Regions from separate parts of the Homo sapiens genome. Here region 2 is linked to region 1. A link is a loop called in an ENCODE intact Hi-C map of the cell type or tissue named here. Cell type or tissue: ovary. All regions are shown on one strand. Links, peaks and the distances in the headings refer to the core of each region. The heading gives the core; the rest is flanking DNA. Region 1 has its middle 6.5 kb from the start of ARK2N. Region 2 overlaps ARK2N (arkadia (RNF111) N-terminal like PKA signaling regulator 2N).

Region 1 (11,396 bases), core at 3,845-6,344:
CGCTCCCCCAAAGCAAAGCAGTGTTTTGAGAAGAAAAATAATAATAATAAAGCTTTGAGGAGGAAAATGTAAACGGTCTTTACCTTTACAGAGCTGTGCTGGAACCTCGGATGAGACCCGTCAAGAGGAGATTCTGAAAATCTCACACCACTGGGTCCGCACTCCCCTAAATATCAGTCTCCCCCTTCAGACCAGGCCCCTTAGTTCCCCCACTTCACTCATTTTTTCTGACTGCCTACAGGAGTGCGAGTTTTTCATCCCCAACTACAAGAATAAATTAAGAAAAGAAAATAATTTTATTATACCAGGCACCTTGCATTTAAATGGGTTAAATCCACTGAATCCTCATTACAACTCATAACAACCCTATGAGTTGGATGGCGTTACTAGTCCCAAATTGCAAAGGTGGAAACTGAGGGACAGAGTGACCTGCCCAAGATGACACATCCAAGTAAGTGGCAGTGTTGGATTCCAACACAGGCAGAGCTTACTTTCTTAACCACAGCCACCAACTGCCTCACTGAGAATCACAGAGAACGTAGTGTGTGCTAGCTAAGTAGTTTATCCGTGTATGTTATTTCACTCGTTCATTCATTTATTTACTTTCTGCTACCTGAGTCCTCAAGGGATTTGAGAGGTTATGGGGTAGTGACAAGAGCCCAGCCTATTTCAGGAAAAAAAGAAAAGAAAAGGAAAAATCACACTAAGATCACAACTTTCAGTCTGGAAATGAATGAATGTGGACTAATACATTGAGTTTTTAAAAGATTCCTTGACAGTCTGATCTAATCAATGCTGCAGAAATACTGAAGTAGGACCCTGACTACTGAGATACCATCTTGGGTCCTTCTCCTGTTTTTTGTTTTTTGTTTTTTGCTTTGTGGTTGTTGTTTCTTTGTTTTTTGTTTGGTTGGTTGGTTTTGGTTTTTTGGTTTTTTTCTTGAGACAGAGTCTTGCTCTGTCGCCCAGGCTGGAGTTCAGTGGCGCGATCTTGACTCACTGCAATCTCTGCCCCCCGAGTTCAAGCGATTCTCCTGCCTCAGCCTCCCGAGTAGCTGGGATTACAGGTGCACGCCACCACACCCAGCTAATTTTTTGGTTTTTTAGTAGAGACGGGGTTTCACCATGTTGGCCAGGCTAGTCTCAAACTCCTGACCTCAGGTTATCCACCCACCTCAGCCTCCCAAAGTGCTGGGATTACAGGTGTAAGCCAGCGCACCCAGCCCCTTCTCCTGTTTAATACCAATAAGTCAATTTCCTACGTCGAATGGCCTTTGTATATTTTTGGAGGCTAGGGCATTTGATATCCTAATTACTAATATTTTTATTACTACTATATTTCCATTATTAAATGGTACAGTTACTTGCTTCTTCCCCTTCTTCTGTAGGAGCAGAAGGGATCCTACTTCTGCCTCAAAGTCTTCTGTGTATCCAATACTTAGCTCTACAAGCTCCTGAAATGCCATCTCTCCCATAAAACCAGCTCAGCCCAGACACAACCCCCGTCACCACTACCCTTATTACCCCCTCCATCCTGGCCTTCCACTGTGGGTCAGGACTCCCCTGCTCACACACACTCTCCTACAAACATGTCTGCCCTTGGTCTATCTGTAGGGTTACTACTAAACCATATTCGTCATCCTCTCAACTTCTGTCATAGCCCTAGAGGCCAGAGCCAAGCCTGTCAGAATCACTCTTCACCATCATTTTTTGCACCTGATATACCGCCTAGCCTGGGGCTAAGCCTGCAGCAGGTACCTGCCAGCTGTGGTGGCCTGGACAGTAGCATCAGGGCGTGGCTGGTCTGGCTTTGACTGTAACCTGATCTCTCCTGACTGAGCAGGTTACTTCTACCATTTGCCCTGTAAAATGGACACAATTATGAGAACCACTCTAGAGATGATGAAAGTAGGGGGAGACGAGGGGAGGGAACCCTCATTTCTGGGCTCTGGGCTGCCCCCTCCCTTCCATCTCAGATTGCTAAGAATTGGGCAACCTAAGGCCAGGCGTGGTGGCTCACGCCTGTAATCCTAGCACACTGGGAGGCCAAGGTGGGCGGATCACCTGAGGTCGGGAGTTCAAGACCAGCCTGGCCAACATGGTGAAACTCCATCTCTACTAAAAAAAAAAAATACAGGCCGGGCACGGTGGCTCACGCCTATAATCCCAGCACTTTGGGAGGTTGAGGCGGGCAGATCACCTGAGGTCAGGAATTCAAGACCAACCTGGGCCGGGCGCGGTGGCTCACGCCTGTAATCCCAGCACTTTGGGAGGCCGAGGCGGGTGGATCATGAGGTCAGGAGATCGAGACCATCCTGGCTAACAAGGTGAAACCCCGTCTCTACTAAAAATACAAAAAATTAGCCGGGCACGGTGGCGGGCGCCTGTAGTCCCAGCTACTCGGGAGGCTGAGGCAGGAGAATGGCGTGAACCCGGGAGGCAGAGCTTGCAGTGAGCCGAGATTGCGCCACTGCAGTCCGCAGTCCGGCCTGGGCGACAGAGCGAGACTCCGTCTCAAAAAAAAAAAAAAAAAAAAAAAAAAAAAAAGACCAACCTGGCCAACATGGTGAAACCCCGTCTCTACTAAAAATACAAAAAATTAGCCAGGTGTGGTGGTGCACACCTGTAATCCCAGCTACTCCGGAAGCTGAGACAGGAGAATCACTTGAACCCTGGAGATGGAGGTTGCAGTGAGCCAAGACTGTGCCACTGCACTCTAGCCTGGGTGGCAGAGCGAGACTCTGTCTCAAAAAAAAAAAAAAAAAAAAAGAAAAGGCTGGGCACTGTGGCTCATGCCTGTAATCCCAGCACTTTGGGAAGCCGAGGCGGGCGGGTCATGAGGTCAGGAGTTTGAGACCAGCCTGGCCAACGTGGTGAAACCCCGTCTCTACTAAAAATACAAAAACAAATTATCCAGGCATGGTGGCAGGCACCTGTAGTCCCAGCTACTCAGGAGGCTGAGGCAGAAGAATCACTTGAACCCAGGAGGCGGAGCTTGCAGTGAGCCCAGATCACGCCACTGAACTCCAGCCTGGGCGTCAGAGCGAGACTCTGTCTCAAAAAAAAAATTAGCCGGGTGTTGTGGTGCACTCCTGTAGTCCCAGCTACTCGGGAGGCTGAAGCAGGAGAATCGCTTGAACCTGGGAGGCGGAGGTTGCAGTGAGCTGAAATTGTGCCACTGCACTCCAGCGAGACTCCGACTCAAAAAGAAGAAGGGGCAACCTGGCCTCCCTCAACGTAACCACCCACCCCCACCATAGCCAGCACCCACTAGGATCGCCCAGGACCTGCTAGAAGGCAGTGGCCTCTGGGGAAATGCTGACCTTCTGCACAATAGTAGCCACAGAACCTCAGACAAGTCACCGCTTCCAGGGTTAACATGACTCGCTCTGCCTCACAGCGTCATTCCATAGGATTAAATGGCCTCCTCCAACACAAGGACATCCAGAAGCATTCTAAGGACTCTGAGTAGTGGAAGATCAGACAGTTGTCAGGACCAGGGGCTCTGGGGTTTGACAGATGTGACATTGGACTGAGTTCCACCTCTCTAGCAGAGTGACCCTCAGGCAGTTATGTAACCTCACTGAGCCCCATTGTCCTCGCCTGCCAGACATGGATGACCCCCCAGTACTCCCTTGCAGGCTCTGGAGGAGTGAGGGTAGAATGACTCATGATTTCAGCTCTCAGCTCCATGCTCGGCTCAGACAGAATGCTCTAGAAAGAGGCTGCCGCTCTGATGGCAGCACTCCAGGCCAGCACCTTCTAGGCCACAGACTCTCAGTGGTCAAATACAGTGAAATTTCCATCTCAACAGACTCATTTTTCCAGAGCAGCAGGTTCACGTGGAACCAGAATGGAACAGTGCAGAAGGATACCATGAAAGTGTAGCCAAGGGTGACTGGGAGGGGGCCCCCTTTCCCCCACAAACCTCTAGCTCCCCACCCTGGTTCTCTGGGCTGGCCAATTAAGACTGGTCTGTCTTGGGTAAAGTACTCTGAAACTCAGCTCCAAGTCTCTCTTTCTAACCAGGTGATTCCCCTGAAACTCCATCTATTTAGAAAGTCTGTAAGTTCTGAAAATGGGGGAAAAAAAGTGAAAATAAATGCAAAGGACAGTTTCATTTTTTGTTTGGTTGGTTGTTTTTTGTTGTTGTTGTTGTTGTTGTTTTTTGAGACCGGGTCTCACTCTATCTCCCAGGCTGGAATGCAATGGCACAATCACAGCTCACTGCAGCCTCAACTTCCTGGACTCAAGCAATCCTCCCACTTGAGCCTCCCAAGTAACTGGGACTACAAGCACATGCCACTATCCCCAGCTAATTTTTTAAAAAATTTTGTAGCCGGGCGCGGTGGGTCATGCCTGTAATCCCAGCACTTTGGGAGGCCAAGGCAGGCAGATCACCTGAGGTCGGGAGTTCGAGACCAGCCTGACCAACATGGAGAAACCCCGTCTCTACTAAAAATACAAAATTAGCCGGGTGTGGTGGTGCATCCTTGTAATCCCAGCTACTCGGGAGGCTGAGGCAGGAGAACCGCTTGAACTCAGGAGGCGGAGGTTGTGATGAGCCAAGATATCGAGCCATTGTACTCCAGCCTGGGCAACAAGAGTGATACTCCCTCTAAAAATAATAATAATAATAATAATAATAATAATAATAATAATAATAAAATAAAAATGTTTGTAGAGACAGGGTCTCACTATGTTGCCCAGGCTGGTCTTGAACTCCTGGACTCAAGACATCTTCCCACCTCGGCCTCCCAGTGTTGGGATTACAGGTATGAGCCACCATGCCTGGCCCAAAGGACAGTTTTTAAATTTAACAAGTATGTATAAGCCTCTCATATTTTAATGAAAAGAATTGCCCTGTGTGACATAGTGCCTGACCTTGGGGGACCTCCTGGGTGGAGCAGAGGGTCCTCTGACACCCCATTTAAACTAGCACCCACACTCCCCATTACTGCACCCGTCTTCTTGTTAACACGTGCCCTCATGTGTTCCTGCTTTGCATGCTCTCTTTCGCTTTCATTGGACACACCAGAGGGACGAGCGGCCAGGGGGCGGGGTCCATGCTGTCTGATCGTGCTCAGTGCCTCACGGAGAGACCCCAGACACACTCAGTGCAAGTGTAGTGAATGGAGGAAGTAGACCTAAGATTCCGAAACCTACAAGGATGTCAAAACAAGGAAGTGGTGCCAGGTGCCAAGTGGGTTAGAAGCCAGGAGGAAGGAGGGACCCCTGCAGACAAGGCAGTAGGGGAATGCCTCAGGGAGTGTCTGAAACCTGCCTGCAGGTGGTTAAAAAGGAGGAAGACTCAGTGCCTTGAGGGCAGAGCCAGGTCATCCTTCTTCACTGCCCCCTTGGTGTCCAGCATAGAGCCTGGCAGATGTGACAGCCAAAAAGAGTTTGTGTGTTTGAAAGGACAAGTGTGGAGAGAAGTGACTTTGTGGGAGGGGTGGGTAAGAGGTAGAAAATCCCCTGGGATGCTGGTCGCGGTGGCTCATGCCTGTAATCCCAGCACTTTGGGAGGCCGAGGCGGGCAGATCACGAGGTCCGGAGATCGAGACCATCCTGGCTAACACGGTGAAACCCTGTCTCTACTAAAAATACAAAAAAATTAGCCGGGTGTGGTGGCAGGTGCCTGTAGTCCCAGCTACTCAGGAGGCTGAGGCAGGAGAATGGCGTGAACCTGGGAGGCAGAACGTGCAGTGCGCCGAGATGGCGCCATTGCACTCCAGCCTGGGCGACAGAGCGAGATTCCGTCTCAAAAAGAAAAGAAAAGCCCCTGGGATATTTGGAGGACAACTACCCAAGGGCCAGATGCCTGCAGCTGGACAGCAGAGGAGTGAGTAGAGAGAAGGCTTCAAGGGAAGTTGGGGGATTGAATGAGAGCGTAAGAAGCCTGGGATTTATTTTTTATTTTTATTTTTAATTGTATTTAATTTTATTTTATTTTGAGACAGAGTTTCGCTCGGTCACCTAGGCTAGAGTAGTGCAGTGGCATGATCTCAGCTCCCTGCAACCTCTGCCTCCCGGGTTCAAGTTATTCTCCTCCCTTAAGCCTCCCAAGTAGCTGAAACTACAGGCGCCCACCACCACGTCTAGCTAATTTTTGTATTTTTAGTAGAGACAGGGTTTCACCATGTTGGCCAGGCTGGTCTTAAACTCCTGACTTCAAGTGATCGCCTTCCTTGTCCTCCCAAAGTGTTGGGGTAACAGGCGTGAGCCACCGCGACTGGCTGAGACACTGTTTTGGAAGAAAGGGCTTGGTAAAAGCTTCAAAGCCCTTGTAACATCAGCTTTATAGAGACTGTCTTCACCTTCCTCTCCCCAGCTCCCAAAACTACAGTATTTAAGTAAAGACAAAATTAGGGTATCTGTGGTAGAATAAAAAATACGCATTTGGTCTTTGCCCCAGTTCCTAGCACAAAGCTCTTAAGAGCCTCAGGATCTCCTGAGTAGTAGGAATGTCCTTTGTTATTCAGGACGAGCTCCTTTCAGCCACACCTGAGTCTGGCTCTTGGAGAGTCCCTATATAGCTTCTGGATGAGGGCTGGTCACCACAGGAACCAACCATATGATTAGAGAGAGGGTTGGAACATTCAGCCCCCTCCCCACCCACAACCTCCCAGGATGGAAGAGGGGTTGGAGATTGAGTTCAATCACCAAAGGCCAAGGAAACTTCAGTAAAATCCCCAAAACCACGTGTCAGAGAGTTTCCAGTTGGTGCTGGGAGGATGGCCCACTGGAGAGGGCATGGAAGCTCAAAGCTACCATCTGCCTTTCTTCCTTGCCTAAGGCAAGGAAGGATATTATAAAGGATCCAACTCGGGACCTCCCATTTAGGTTCCTGAATTGAATCCTTTATAATAAGCTGGTATTAGTAAGGAAAGCACTTTCCAGAGTTGTGAGCCCTGCTAGTGAATTATCGAATTTAAGGGGGGAGAGGTCATGGGAACCCCCAAATTCACAATCTGCTAGACGTAAGTATGGGAGCCCAGGCACCTCACTTGTGGCTAGCATCTGAAGTGGGAGCAGCCTTGTGGTACTGGGCCCTTAGCCTGTGGGGTTCGAAATAACTCTGGGTGGTTAGTGTCAGAATTGCGTTAAATTGAACTGAATTGCTTGGATACTCACTTGCTGTCAGAGAATTAGAAAACTGGTACCAGAAAAAAAAAATACAGGATTCTAAAACTTTGACTTCATTCTACTTTTTTTATTTTTATTTTTATTTTTGAGACAGAGTTTCGCCCTTGTTGCCCAGGCTGGAGTGCAATGATGCAATCTCAGCTCACCGCAACCTCTGCCTCCCGGGTTCAAGCGATTCTCCTGCCTCAGCCTCCTGAGTAGCTGGGATTACAGGCATGCACCACAATGCCCGGCTAATTTTTTGTATTTTTATTAGAGATGGGGTTCTCCATGTTGGTCAGGCTGGTCTTGAGCTCCCGACCTCAGGTGATCCACCTGCCTCGGCCTCCCAAAGTGCTAGGATTACAGGCGTGAGCCACCGTGCCTGGCCTATTTATTTTTATTTTTATATTGTTTTTAGAGACAAGGTTTCTCTATGTTACCCAGGCTGGAGTACAATGGCATGATCATAGCTCACTGTAACTTTGGATTCCTGGGCTCAAGCAATCCTCCCACCTTAGCCTCCTAAGTAGCTGGGACTAGGGGCACATACCACCATGGCCAGCTAAATTTTTTTTTTTTTTTTTGTAGAGACAGGGTCTCACTATGTTGTCCAGGCTGGTCTGGAGCTCCTGGCCTCAAGTGATCCTCCTGTTATGGCGGGGGCGGGGGGGGGTCCTTGCTCCCAGAGCTCCCAAGATGACAGTGGGCTGCTTCCAAGATGGCGGCAAGCCTTTTGTTCTCTGACCTGGGGTTCTTGGCCTCACGGATTCCAAGGAATGGAATCTTGGGCCATGCAGTGTTATAGCTCTATTAGAAGCCGTAGGTCATGGAAGAGAACCATGGAACCCAGTGACTAGCGTTCAGCTCGATTAGGACAAACCCGGGCACTTAGCTGTGCAGGAACAATGGCAAGCCTCCAGCCTGATTGGGAGTGGCAATGGGCGCCTCGCTGGATCAGGAGCACAGAGGACACCCTGCCGGATCCAAGGGATGGAAGTCAGCGGCGGGTCTGCAGCAGCGGCAAACAGCAGTGGTGGACGGCGAGCCAAAGCTCAGCTCCAGCCGTAACAAACATGGACCAGAAGAGAGTGCAGTTGCAAGATTTAAGAGTGAAAACAGAGCTTCCATACAAGGGAGGGCACCCAAAGAGGGTAGCAGTTGCCAACTGGAATGCCTGGGTTTATATCCCGATCATTATCCCTCCAACTGTGCTCTCAGGCAATAGATGATTGGCTATTTCTTTACCTCCTGTTTTTACCTAATTAGCATTTTAGTGAGCTCTCTTTACTATCTGATTGGTCGGGTGTGAGCTAAGTTGCAAGCCCCGTGTCTAAAGGTGGAAGCGGTCACCTCCCCAGCTAGGCTTAGGGATTCTTAGTCAGCCTAGGAAATCCAGCTAGTCCTGTCTCTCACTCCTGACTTGGCCTCCCAAAGAGCTGGGATTATAGGCATGAGCCACTGTGGCTGGCCTGACTTTAAACAAATATGTTATATGTGGTTTGAACTGGATATGTTATATTAAGCAAGACCAGTCATAGGGCAAATCTCTTATGAGGATTCCTTGCCTTCCTTCTGTGTGACCCTCTCTACCTTTTATTTAGGTGGCAGTCAAAGCGGCCATTCCCCCAGACACCAGAAGGTGAGTTGGTTTCATGCTCTGCCTCTCCCAGGGGTCTTGAATTATAAAGGAGTGCCTCTGAGGTGGAATCCATGGGAATTCATCTTTCCTGGTGACATTTCAGGTAAAGTAGTGGGTGGGGAAAATATTACCAGGTGGGGACCATCCCAACATTCCTTGTATGCACACATGATTACGTGGCCGTCTTCTCTAGGTGGGTATTAAGAGAGCCAAATGATGCGTGTTGTTCGATTTTATTCTAAAGGTATTCGTTGGAAGCCTGCCCACTAACCACAAGGCACATTGTTAGGCTCTTGTCATATAATCCTCATGACAATGAGCAGGACAGGTAGGTTTTACAGAGGAGGAAACTTAGGCTCAGAGAAGACAATTCACCTAAGCAAGTCACATGGGCTAAAGGTCAGGGAGGGAGTCAGGATTCCTGGAAGAGAACATGGTCACCTCCCTCAAGATTACTGCTGTCTGTCTAAGAACAGGGCTCAACCTAGAAACACATCACAATAGCAGAGGGGGTCGATGCAGAATAGGGACATGTCGCATGGAGAAATTAATTCCCAAGAGCACCAAGGACTTCTTGGAAGAGGAAGCTTTTGACTAGGGCCTTGGAGAAAGAGCAAAGCTTCCACGGATAGAGATGAAGAGAAAGGTATCCTGGGCAAAGTCTGGCATAAGGGAAGGCTGGTATCAGGAAAGTGCAGGGCACAGCCAGACTCCAAAACAGGTGTGTCTCTCATACAAATGATACATAAGGGTCATGTGTTGGGCCCTTATCCCCTCCCCTCCAATTTTGTTTTTGTGTTTTTGCTTATTCATGCCAAGAATGTACATTTATATAGAGCTTAACTTGAACCCTCTTATAAGGAGGATTTCATTAGCTCCTCTAAACAGCCATGAAAGGTAGTTAGGTTAGGTGGGTATTGCTACCATTTTGCAGAGATTATACAACTGACACCAAAAGATTTCAAATAAATGCCTATTGAATGAGTGAATGAATGAATGAATGAATGACTTGCCCAAGGCCACAAGCACTAAATGGGAGAATAGGGACTAAACCTCATTTTGCTCCTCCAAATCCCAAACTCTTTTCACTACTGTACATATCTGGGGGACTTAGCAGTGCCATCGTGTCTGTGTATTGGGGGTGGGGAATTAGACTCATTATTGTGTTTTATAATGTGCTGATCATCTGAAAAAACTCCGGGCAGGAGAACAATACAAGCATTCATTAAAGTACTTCAATAGACTGACAGCAGCAACAATAACCTAAAATTAAATGAAGCAGAGTATCTCATGTGAGTCTTCTCTTGAGGAGTCCGGTGCAAAGGCACCAGGCCATGGGGAAATAGAATGGGACTCCCTAGGAGAAAGACAAATAAGAGATTTACAGAATCTGGTTGGAGGTAGGGGACAGCAGGCTAGGAGGGCCCCCACCAGCCAGGCGACAAACCACCAGGACCACAGGTCTCTGGGCAGCTTTCAAAAGCTCCACAATTCATGATAGCTATAATTTACTGGTAACCACCAGTAAGCACCAGCCTAGAAGCAACCTCAGAGATCACTATCGTATTTTAAAGAGTCCCATCTGGGCGCGGTGGCTCACACCTGTAATCCCAGCACTTTGGGAGGCTGAGGCAGGCAGATCACGAGGTCAGGAGATCGAGACCATCCTGGCCAACACAGTGAAACCCTATCTCTACTAAAAATACAAAAAATTAGCTGGGCCTGGTGGCAGGCGCCTGTAATCCCAGCTACTCAGGAGGCTGAGGCAGGAGAATGGCGTGAACCTGGGAGGCGGAGCTTGTAGTGAGCCAAGATCATGCCATTGCACTCCAGCCTGGGCGACAGAGTGAGACTCCGTCTCAAAATAAATAAATAAATAAATAAAGTAAAAAAAAAAGAGTCTCAACATAATGGCATCTTTGTACTAACTTCACTTTTTGGAGAAATGTGTCCTTAAAGTGCATAGTACAGCTGTTCTAGCTTTTTAATTCTGCTGGTGGTTTCTTTCATTAGTTCTTCGAGTCACCAGAAGGGCAGAAGGCCAGCTCTGCAGGGAGGCTTACCTAAATCCATCCCTGGGATATCAGGGAGGCCTCACAGAGTGAGGCCAGGCCCACCACAAGTCCAGGATGCCTGTAAAGCTGGAGGGTGAGCTGCAAATCTGGCCCTATCCCTTTAACCCAAGAGAGCACACACCCATGCACTTTGAGTCAGACTGAGGGGTATATAAGGTGCATACGGCCAGTCTCTGCCTGCAGACAACTAAGACTGTCAGAGGTGTTTGAACCAGAGCGACTCCATCTTGAATAAGGGCAGAGTAAAATAAGGGTGAGAGCTACTGGCTGCATTCCCAGGAAGTTAGGCATTGTAAGTCACAGGATGAGATAGGAGGCCGCCACAAGATACGGGTCACAAAGATCTTACTGATAAAACAGCATGCGGTAAAGAAGCTGACCAAATCCCACCAAACCAAGATGGTGACAGAAGTAACCTCTGGTTGTCCTCACTGCTCATTATAAGCTAATTATAATACATTAGCATGCTAAGAGACACTCCCACCAGTGCCACAACAGTTTACAAATGCCATGGCAACATCAGGAAGTTACCCTATATGGTCTAAAAAGGGAGG
Region 2 (11,396 bases), core at 5,271-7,770, 57 kb before region 1:
GCAACAAGAGCAAAACTCTGTCTCAAAAAAAAACAAAAAACAAAAAACAAAAAAAAAAAGAAAGAAAAATCGTATGTAAATTGAGATATACCTAGACCCAGAGACTCTTGCTGTTAAATCTTAGTAACAGCAGGGAATGACAAAAGCAATACTCAAAATAAATTAGTTACTGTATATTCTTCTATTCGGTCTGCTAGTGAGATTTAAAAAAAAAAAAAAAAAAAAAAAAGCCCCAAACCTTTAATCATTTTTAAAAAGACATTTTTTCTCAAGCTTAATTACCATAACTAGGTTTATATGTAGGCAACTTTTATTTTCTTACATACCTTTAGGAAGCAATAAACAGGTATTATATTAATAATCTGAATCCATTCGAAATCACTGTAGCAACTGTACAGTTATCTGCCTCCAGCCATTTGTCAAGTCTAATATTAATGAAATTCAGTTACTTCAGAATTCTGAAGATGGGTACACACATGCATACACACATCCCTGAAACCAGGCTAATTTCTCTTAGTAAAAATCCATACAAACAAAAAACAGATAACACTTTCCCTTGGAGCCCTCCAAATAATTTGTATGCTACTCCTAATTTTTAAAAAAGTAAAACTTCATGTAAAATATTAAGCCTTAAGATTTTAACTTGACCTTGTTGGGCTCTAAATTAAAATTTTATGTGGGCTTTAAAAATTATGCTCAATTTTAATAATGTACAAAAAGTACAATCAATATGATTAAGAGAGTTATTATTGTCTAATAAGTGGCTCAAATAACCAGATCACTCTAATCCGCTGGTTGAATTCTCTTAAGATGATTAGATATCTAATGTCCTAGGACTGAGCTAGCACAAACTAGGCAGAAAGCAGGCTGTAGCTAGATTATCAAAAACACATTTACCTTTAGTGAGAGGATAATGGCCTCTTAAATGCCAACTAAAAAGAAACACTAAAAGGAAGTATCAACATGTAACAACCAGTAATAAAATTATAACTGTGGTAGTTAAAACTATAATTTGTTTCCTAACATTTCTCAAGTTATTCTTTTTACAACATTCGGCGATTTTTTAAATGAAGTAACTTTTTTAAAAGTCTGCAGCTTAATCCTTTTAATTCTCTCCCATGAAAACAAGAGAAAAAAATTATCTGATAGATTAGACAAAGGGAAAATTCCATATGCACATATTAGAGAGATACAATAGTCCGGATATGGGATTTTATTCTTAAATAAAAAAGCATTTCAACCATTTCTGGATTAGTGTTGTAGGTTGAAAGAGATTTCTTTCCAGCATTAACCCTTCATAGAGTACAAATAAATACAAACAGGACATGGTCCTTAACCTTCTTAAAATTCTAGGAAAATTAAGGGAATTCAGAGGAAACGAAGGGAGGGCCACTAGGGACTTAAACAATAGCTACATAAAAATGCCGTCATGTAATCCAAAAGTAATTCCCACTTATTACTATTATTAGTACTATACATGTAATCTTGAGAATACAGACTGCCTCAGGGAAAGAGAATGCAATAACCTACACTAGTCATGTAAAAAATGTACATATTAAAACTACTTCACAGGCCAGGCGCGGTGCCTCACGCCTGTAATCCCAGCACTTTGGGAGGCTGAGGCAGGCAGATCACCTGAGGTCAGGAGTTTGAAACCAGCCTGGCCAGTATGGTGAAACCCCATCCCTACTAAAAATACAAAAATTAGCCGGGCCAGTTGTGGGCACCTGTAATCCCAGCAACTCAGTAGGCTGAGGCAGGAGAATCGCTTGAACCCAGGAAGTGGAGGTTCAGTGAGCCAAGATCGTGCCATTGCACTATAGCCTGGGCGACAAAGCGAGACTCTGTCTCAAAAACAAACAAACAAACAAACAAAAAACACTACTTCACAAGGCGAGGCGTGGTGGCTCGTACCTGTAATCCCAGCACTTTGGGAGGCCGAGGCTGGGGGATCCCTTGAGCTTAGGAGTTTAAGACCAGCCTGGGCAACAGAGCAAGACCCCACCTTTGCAAAAAATAAGAAAATTAGCCAGACATGGTGGCACACATTTGCGGTCCCAGCTACTAGGGAAGATCACTTGAGCCTGGGAGGTTGAGGGTGCAGTGAGCTGTGATCGTGCCACTGCACTCCAGCCTGGGCAATAGAGCGAGACCTCATCTCAAAAAAATTAAAAAAACAACACCAGCACTTTGGGAGGCTGAGGCAGGCGGATCATGACGTCAGGAGATCGAGACCATCCTGGCTACAGTGAAACCCTGTCTCTACTAAAAATACAAAAAATTAGCCGGGCGTGGTGGCAGGCACCTGTAGTCCCAGCTACTCAGGAGGCTGAGGCAGGAGAATGGCATGAACCCGGGAGACGGAGCTTGCAGTGAGCTGAGATCGCGCCACTGCACTCCAGCCTGGACGACAGAGCGAGACTCTGTCTCAAAAAACAACAAGTACTTACCATATTGACACTTTTTTAAATGTCTGTAATATAAAAACAAAGTATGTTGAAAGGGGAATTTTTTAATTGCACTACCTGGAAAAGGTGTAACCACTTTAAAGCAAAATCTATTTTTTTTTTTCAAAACAACACTCCTTCAGACAGCAATGTATTACCTTCAAAGCACTCTGCAAAAACTGAAAATCAAGATAAAAATTTTTCATATATATGATTCTGTTATAAATTACTCCTAAAGTTAAACTCTCCAAACCACAGAATGTCAAATTTTACTTTAGGAAAAATTTTTAATATTTTGGTATAGGTTCTAAGAATTTAATCAGTGTATTCTGGCATTCCTTATCTTTCTGCCAAAACTTCTTTTTCTTCCTTTCCTCAAAATTTTGTAGAAAAGGCTTTCCAAAATTATTAGTGTTCAACACCTTTTCAAATATTCAAAATGTTATTCTTACCTTGAATATAACTATTAATACCTATGTTTTAGGCCAGGTGCGAATCCCACAGAATCTCAGCACTTTGAGAGGCCAAGGTGTGCAGATCGCTTAAGCCCAGGCGTCTGAGGCCAGCCTGAACAACATAACAGAACCCCGTCCCTACAAAATATATAAAAATTAGCCAGGTGCTAGTCCCACCTATTTGGGAGGCTGAGGCGGGAGGATTGCTTGAACCTGGGAGGCAGAGGTTACAGTGAGACAAGATGGCACCTCTGCACTCCAGTGTAGATGACAGAGTGAGACCCTATCTCCCAAAAAATAAAAAAGGCTACCTATGTTTGTTAATTCCATTCCACTGAAATTTTTTTCTTAAAGGCAAAAAAAAATCTACAGAGCTCTTGCCTGATTATTCAATAACAATAAAAATCAGAATGGATCCAGTCAATACAATACTAGCAATAAGTTGTCTATGTTATTCTTAAAAGATTAACCTTTTCTATCTTAAAATGCATTTCAAAGCATGCTTAATATATTAATTATCGTATCATAAAACAAAAAAGAAGCCTGTTAAGTGCTTGAAGCAGTTTACACATGCATAGAAAAGTAGTCCTTAACATGATGAAATTAAATTAATATTTTCTTACATCTAAAAATCCATGTCTAATAAAAATCTGGGTTTCCAGGAAGAAGGTGAAGACAGAACTTCCCTGAAAACACCTAAACTTCAAGTAAAGACTGTAGATTCATTAAAATTCAGTCAGTCATCCAAAACCAATATGCTCTTCCTGTTGATGTAAAACTTAATTTTAAAAAAAATCTGTTTGAGGAAATAGTTAACCAATGTTGCACTATAATTTCAGAGGGAAACCCATCAGTTATAATAAACTCATATATTTTATACTGAAAAATCATACTAACATTATTTATTGTAAGTTGCTTGGTGTTCAAACCTTACCTCTACTGGTCAAAATTAAGTTCAGAAAATCTAAAAATCATTACACACAAAAAAAAGAGATCGGCCAGGCACAGTGGCTCACGCCTATAATCCCAGCACTTTGGGAGGCTGAGGCAGGCAGATCACCTGAGGTTGGGAGTTCAAGACCGGCCTGACCAACATGGAGAAACCCCATCTCTACTAAAAATACAAAAATTAGCCAGGCATGGTAGCACATGCTTGTAATCCCAACTACTTAGGAGGCTGAGGCAGGAGAATCACTTGAACCTGGGAGGCGGAAGTTGCAGTGAGTCGGGTTCGTGCCATTGCATTCCAGCCTGGGCAACGAGAGCAAAACTCCATCTCAAAAAATGGAAAAAAAAAATGCAGAGACCTCTAGTCATATGTATATATTTATATATGTATCCTTATACAAGGATGTATATATCCCTAAACAAAAACTGAGCACAGAAATAAGCCATCCCCAAAGTTAACTTCCAATTCTCATAAAACCAGTTCTAAAAGGAAAAAAACAAATAAAGCAGTAATTTTTCAATTCAAAACCAGAAAAGGAAAAAATGTGGTTCAGTCTATTACTGGTAATTTACAAGTTACAAATATGTGGATATAGAACTGAATTAAAACAAAGTGGTGACATTTTTTCTGAGTAACGTTCCTAAGAAATATTGAGACATCGAAGATCTTGATTGTTTATATACGACTCTAAATATACCGCCTATACTTCCTCTTAAAAAACACATGCAGAATTACGTTTTTTTCCAAAGTGGCAACTTCATTAAATAAAATGAACCTTTTTCATATTGATGTTATTATAAATGTGAAAGAATAATTTCCTCTCAAAAATAAATCCAGGCCAGGCGCAGTGGCTCATGCCTGTAATCCCAACACTTTGGGAGGTGGAGGTGGGTGGATCACCTGAGGTCAGGAGTTCGAGATCAGCCTGGCCAACATGGTGAAACCCCCATCTCTACTTAAAATACAAAAATTAGCTGGGCATGGTGGCAGGCGCCTGCAATCCCAGCTACTTGGGAGGCTGAGGCAGGAGAACTACTTGAACCCCGGAGGCAGAGGTTGCAGTGGGCCAAGATCCCACCATTGCACTCCAGCCTGGGCAACAAGAGCGAAACTCCATCTCAAAAAAAAAAAAAAAAAAGTAAATCCAGTGGAAAACCCAGTTTTAAAAAACCACTTAGTGTCAGCAAACTTACAAATTCCTATTGAAGACTGTCATCCTAATTTAGCTGTGTCTCACAGTATTACTAGAAATCTTTAAAAGATAAAATGCCAGCATTTACCAATCCCAGGCTGCACATAAAAACATCTATCATGTTGCAAGACCTTCAATCCTGTGGTATTTTCTATCTTTTGACACACTCTATGAGCTCTTTAACATAACTAAGGCCCATTTATTTTTAGTTTGAGGATTGAAAACAAAATTAAACTGGTAGTACATTCATTAATAAACTTAGTCACTAGCAATTTAAAACCCCACCCAATACATACCCTTGATATAGTGACCATTTTATCTTTACCCTCTACAGGTATCCTTTACAACAGAGTACCAGAAATTCCACTGGCTGATGCCTACCAGATTATTGCCTTGGGCACTGAGCTTTAAATTAAAGCTCAAAATAAAAATCCATCTCCATATCAATGAAAAATACTATTTTTCTCATGCATGAAATCAAGCTGCAGTCTAATCTGCTTTTCCTACATTATCTTGCATAGTAGGCACATAGCAAATATTTGCTCAGAAACGAATTGTGTTCTTCCTGCATACAAGTAATACGGAATATAATTCATGAAAACTAGCAACAAATTAGATTATTAAATGACATGTGGAATAATGACACAAAAATGTTCATGGAGTAACTATGATCTTTACAGTTAACTATGAGGTCCCCCAATTAGAAGCAGAAGTCAACAGTGTCTGTAGAGAGTAAGTGCTAAGAGATTCTCAAGGAATTAACCATCTACCTATTTGGGTTCACTAAAATTTTCAGTTTTTTGTTTTATTTATATTTTTGGTAAAAAGCAAGGAAGAGGATGGCTCCCACTATTGTATAAATATGGTTCTATGTTCCCACCATACATAACAAAACTCAAGCTAAAATTTACCAAATTCTGGGGCTTTCTGTTGTGAATACCTAATTTTTAAAAAAGAAACTGTTTACTACTGCAGCTTTTAAAACATCATCAGGGCTGGGCTCGGTGGCTCAAGCCTGTAATCCCAGCACTTTGGGAGGCTAAGGTGGGCGGAGCACGAGGTCAGGAGTTCGAGACCAGCTTGACCAACATAGTGAAACCCTGTCTCTACTAAAAATACAAAGAAAATTAGCCAGGCGTGGTGGCGGGCTCCTGGAATCCCAGATACTCGGGAGGCTGAGACAGGAGAATCGCTTGAACCCAGGAGGCGGAGTTTGCAGTGGGCCGAGATCGCGCCATTGCACTCCAGCCTGCGCGACAAAGCGAGACTTCGTCTCAAAAAAAAACAGCAACATCATCAAAAGAAACTTACAATGGGCAAAAGCATATTATTTCTTACACAATCCAAAACGCAGATTGTCAATACAATTAATTTTGTGATAGATTCAAAGGTTGTTCTGTAATATTTCCATTTCCAGCAACGTTAACTAGAAAATTGCAATTATACATCTTTGGGAACTCTGACATACTGTCAATATTTGGACAAGTCAGGTAAGAACCAAAGGGCTGCTGTGGCAGTACTTGGAAATCAGGCATCTGCCATGTAAGCACTTGATGGGGTGACAGGGAAAATTCTTTGGCCAACTAGTTGCATCTTAGGTCCCCTGGGTTCCAGTAGCTGCTTGTTCTCTTCGCCAGTGTCAAGATGAGTTACCTTTTCCATCCACACGTGGAACTTCTCTGTCTGCCTCTGCATCTTGGAAAAACAGCTCCTGGCCTCTTCTAGGCCACTGCCTGTGCAGTTCCTATCACACAGTACCCCTGTCAAGTAATCCTGTAACTTCCCTGGGCACTCCTTCAGATCCCGCAGCATGACTGAAGGCACCTTTAAAGACACTGAGGCCATTTCATAAAACATTATTGCTTCGGAAATTGTATTTTTATTAAGACACACTTACTCAGGAAAATGACACAAGCATTGCTAAGAAGAGCCTGATAGATCCAGCATTCATAGGCAGTGATTAAATTCATTAATCAAAGTCACTAATTCCAAAAAAATAAAATGACTAACATTATCATTTTTCATAGCTTTAATTTATCTACCTAGCAGCATGTATTCTGTTACTACACAGACTGAATACAACTGACTGAATCTTTAACAGTAGTTTCCAACCTTTGCTGAACAATAAGAACTGGAGTGGCTTAACAAATACCAAAACCTAGGGTGGCTCCAAGTCTTCTAAGATTTGTTTCGGTTTAAGCTCCCCAGGTGATTTTAATGTATGTCCTTAGTTGAGAACCACTACATTCTTGAGTATTTTAACTCCTTTCACTTTAAAATTCTAAAAAGTTGTTTTGTCAGCTGGCCCATACTCAATCATTACACAATCACTCTTAGGTGATGATTCTTATCACACAAAAGATCTGTTTTAATTTTTTTTTAATTCTTATGGAAAACCACAGGAAGGAGATGATACAGAATACCTCTGGGTCAGCTTTTACAAACGCTGGTCTGTGTGAAGTGTTAAAATGCATGCCATACACACACACAAAAAAATGTAGTTAAGTTTGGGATATACTACAAATCACATCCTTCCCCTCTGGAGAGCACATTCATTAATGGCTGAAGTGCCCTGTGGTTTAAAACAAAAGGCATCTGTTAACACATAATCCAGCACTTTCCAAACACCTGAACATGTGTACAACTATTAATACCCAGTAGCATAGTGGTCCAGTTTAGGATATGGCCCCATATATATATAATTTCATCCTTGAACTAGGCTAGATTATCTTTGGTTTGGGTCACCTATAGTTTGGGTCTCTAATAAAATAACTATATTGAACTCTTCATTCTAAGGGACCTAATAAAAATGTTACTTCCTCAGATCATTCTTGACTAAAATAGCTTTTCTACCCCATTCCTAATCTTTATCTCTTATATCCTGCTTTATTATTATTCACATCATATATCCCTACCTGATAACATATGATAAATTCATTTATTGTCTCCTCATGAAAGATTAAGTTCCATGACAACAGAGACTTCTTTCACTGTTGTATCCCCAAAGCCAATGGACTGGGTGCTCAGATACTTGCTGAATAAAAGAATGATTGATGGAATCAACCAATCTTAGCCTTATACCATCAACCTACATCAAGAGTCTTATAAATAATGCTCTTATGAAATGCTCTATTGAGCATTTGTTAAACTAATTTGTGAAAACATGGTTTGCTTTATCACATAGTGGCCTTTTATGAAGATGCAAAGAGAAGTTTCCCCTGTCTCACTATCAAATATAACTGTTTCTCCTAGATAAAAAAGAATGTTTAAATCAGTCAGGCCACCTATTTTCAATGCCTAAAAGGCTGTGAGACAAACATTTAGCCCAGCTCTATCCAGCAAACAAAAACCTCATGAAGTCGGTCACCAACCTCTGCCTAATTTCATAATGTTCCTTTTCCTCTGATTACTCCATCCCCTATGCTGTTTTCACTTTTTAAAAAAGTTTTGTTTATACGAAAACTCCCTCAAGAAGGACATACCTTTCCCCAAAGGTTAGTATGTTTAGCTTATGGAAAAAAAGACTAAATGAAATCTAAAGTTTAACTTCCTTTAAGCCCCATTATAAGTGCTGGGCAAACTTAAGCATAGGACAGGAAATCGGATGGCTCCTTTGATCTGCTTTAGATTCTCGCATTACTTATTTCTCAATGAATACTAAAAATGGGTATTTAAAAGCTGATAATGGTATAAGAACATTTATGCTGGGGGCAGTGAGATAAGTTGTAGCCTCATAGATTCCTACAAGCAATAATCACTGATAAGCAAGACATTTTGAGCCCTTAAAAACAGGAACCACTTACGCATTTATCAAAGCCCACAGAACTTACAACACCAAGAGTGAACCCTAACAGTAAACTACAGACTTTGGGTGATAATGATGTGTCAATGTAGGTTCATAATTGTAACAAATGTCCATTCTAGTGCAGGATGTTGATAGTAGGGGAAGCCGTGGCTACGTGGGAGAAGGGGGTACATGGGAACTCTCTGTCTCCTCTGCTCGATTTTGCTACGAACTTAAAACTGCTCTAGAAGCAAAATCTATTAAAAAACAATGACAAAAAAAGGGACCACATTCTCACCTTAAACACACACATGCTCTTTTATTAACACTAAGATATATCCTATTTTGAGAAAAAGACCTTTTCCTTTTACAAAGTTAATATAGGCACTCACTTCAGAAAATAAGCAGGCCAAAAATAGTATCTTGGTGCTTCAACATGAGAAATTGCCAAAGGATACCCACCAGTAAGACTTCAAAGCTTTTTAATTAACATCATCTAGACCTTGTAGCGTACAGAAAACCACATTTAGACATTGCATGCTTTTCAAATAATCGCTTAAATGAAGTAAAAGAGGGCACTTAATGCTTGTTAATTAATATAGAACTGTGCTGTGATTTATAACTAATGTAATTTCAAAAAAACCAGACTCCACTGTTTAGAACTTGATACCCATTAGCAGTAAGAGAACTTAATTGAACCAGACTACCAGTTTCACAGTGATTTTCAGATACAGGAAACTTAACATATCACTGCTTAACTGAGCGGTTCTGAGCCCTGGCTACTCAGTGTCATCACCTAAGGTCAATCATTTAAAGCTGATGCCTGGGGTCAGACCCCAAAGATTCTGATTGAATGGGGCTAAAGTGGGGTCTGGGCATCAGATGGTTTAAATACCACCCAGCTGATTCTAATACATAGCCAGATTGCAAACCATATGTATTTTACCCATCTGATTTGCATTTACCAATCTGAAAATAGACAGTTTTTACCTGATTATTCTGTGTCAGTGTTTTGTTATCAATGTATTTTGTGAGTCTCTTAAATAGCTACCAAACTACAACCAGATTACAAAAGGCTTAAAATAGGGACATGAGGCTTTTAGCCACTGAAATCCTTTGATATTCAATCTAGGAAAAAGGTCAATTACTGCGCTTCATGGATTCACTATGTGGGTTTGGGATCTTCAACCATGAATCCTCCTCACTGCCTTATATTTAAAATTTGCCAAGCAATTAAACCCCCAAAAGGTTAAAAAGCCTCAAAAATTAGTAAGAAAAAACACGTCAGAAGAAAAATGTGCAAAGAATATGAACAGACTTTACCAAAGGAATACAAATAGCTAAACGTTTTTCAATTTCACTAGTGATCAAAGAAATGCAAATTAACATCAAAATACCTTTTTTTTTTTTTTTAATGGAGTCTTGCTGTCACCCAGGCTGGAGTGCAGTGGCATGACCTCGGCTCACTGCAACATCCACCTCCCAGGTTCAAGTGATTCTCCTGCCTCAGCCTCCCGAGTAGCTGGGACTACAGACGCGCGCCACCACACCCGGCTAATTTTTCTTTTTTTTTTTTTGTATTTTTAGTAGAGATGGGGTTTCACCATGTTGGCCAGGCTGGTCTCGAACTCCTGACCTCAGGTAATCCATCTGCCTCAGCCTCCCAAAGTGCTGGGATTACAGGCATGAGACACCACACCAGCAAGATATCATTCTTCTATCAAATCAGCAAGCTTTTAAAAAAAATTAATATTCAATAGCAAGAATACAATGCATGAACACTCAAGCTCCCAGGTGAAATAAACTTATTTTTGTTTTTGTTTGGATTTTTTTGAGACAGAGTCTCGCTCTGTCACCCAGGCTGGAGTGCAGAGGCTCAATCATGGCTCACTACAGCCTCTGCCTCCTGGGCTCAAGCAATCCTCCCACACCAGCCTCCGGAGCAGCTGGGACTACTGGTACATGCTGCTACACCTGGCTAACTTTTGTATTTCTAGTAGCGATGAGGTTTCACCAAGTTCACCAGGCTGGTCTCAAACTCCTGGCCTCAAATGAACCACCTGACTTGGCCTCCCAGAGTGCTGGGATTACAGGCGTGAGCCATCGCACTCAGCTTAATTATTTTTTAAAAGCAGTATGGCAGTATGGCAGTATGGCAGTATGTGGTCAAGAGCCTTAAGTGTTCATACCCTGAACGTATAACAGCAAAAACTTAAAAGAGCCCAAAGGACCATTAGGGAAGTTATTTTTATAATTAGCTAAATTATTCAAAATCCATATGTTCTAGGGAGAATATTTAGTGTTCTGGTTAAATGCTCAAAATGCAATATTAAGAAGGAAAGGACGACATATGCAATACCCAGACAAATTTTGTTATATATCATGGAAGACAACATATTCAAATGTTAACAAAAGCAGAATTGTGGGTGATTTTAACTTTCTACTTCAAATATTTCTATTTTCAAAAATTTCTACAAAGAATTTGTCACTTAAAAATATTTTTTAAATTTCTAAGCAAGAGTTAACTGATCAAGCATAATAAGTTAATTATCTCTACCAGAGAAAAAAA

What was found. A loop is a pair of places that touch in the nucleus more often than their neighbours do. Peaks named below come from ENCODE experiments on the same cell type or tissue, not always from the same donor. Only the 100,000 strongest peaks of a DNase experiment are listed, where the experiment ranks them.
Region 2: it touches region 1 in a loop (7-fold over the local background); 48 of 110 quality-filtered maps call a loop at or near these places.

Annotation. Positions count from the first base shown.
Region 1 is chr18:46,161,876-46,173,271 of GRCh38, reverse strand. No RefSeq gene overlaps it. Among named protein-coding and RNA genes, the nearest start is that of ARK2N, 6.5 kb to the left of the region's middle. RefSeq lists enhancers at 5,104-5,965, 7,616-8,115, 8,116-8,617. In ovary, for the core only: no CTCF peak of the experiment used is centred there; a DNase peak (open chromatin) is centred at 5,073.
Region 2 is chr18:46,220,400-46,231,795 of GRCh38, reverse strand. All of the region lies in intron 2 of ARK2N (arkadia (RNF111) N-terminal like PKA signaling regulator 2N), which reads right to left. Among named protein-coding and RNA genes, the nearest start is that of ARK2N, 52 kb to the right of the region's middle. RefSeq lists a silencer at 11,386-11,396. In ovary, for the core only: no CTCF peak of the experiment used is centred there; no DNase peak of the experiment used is centred there.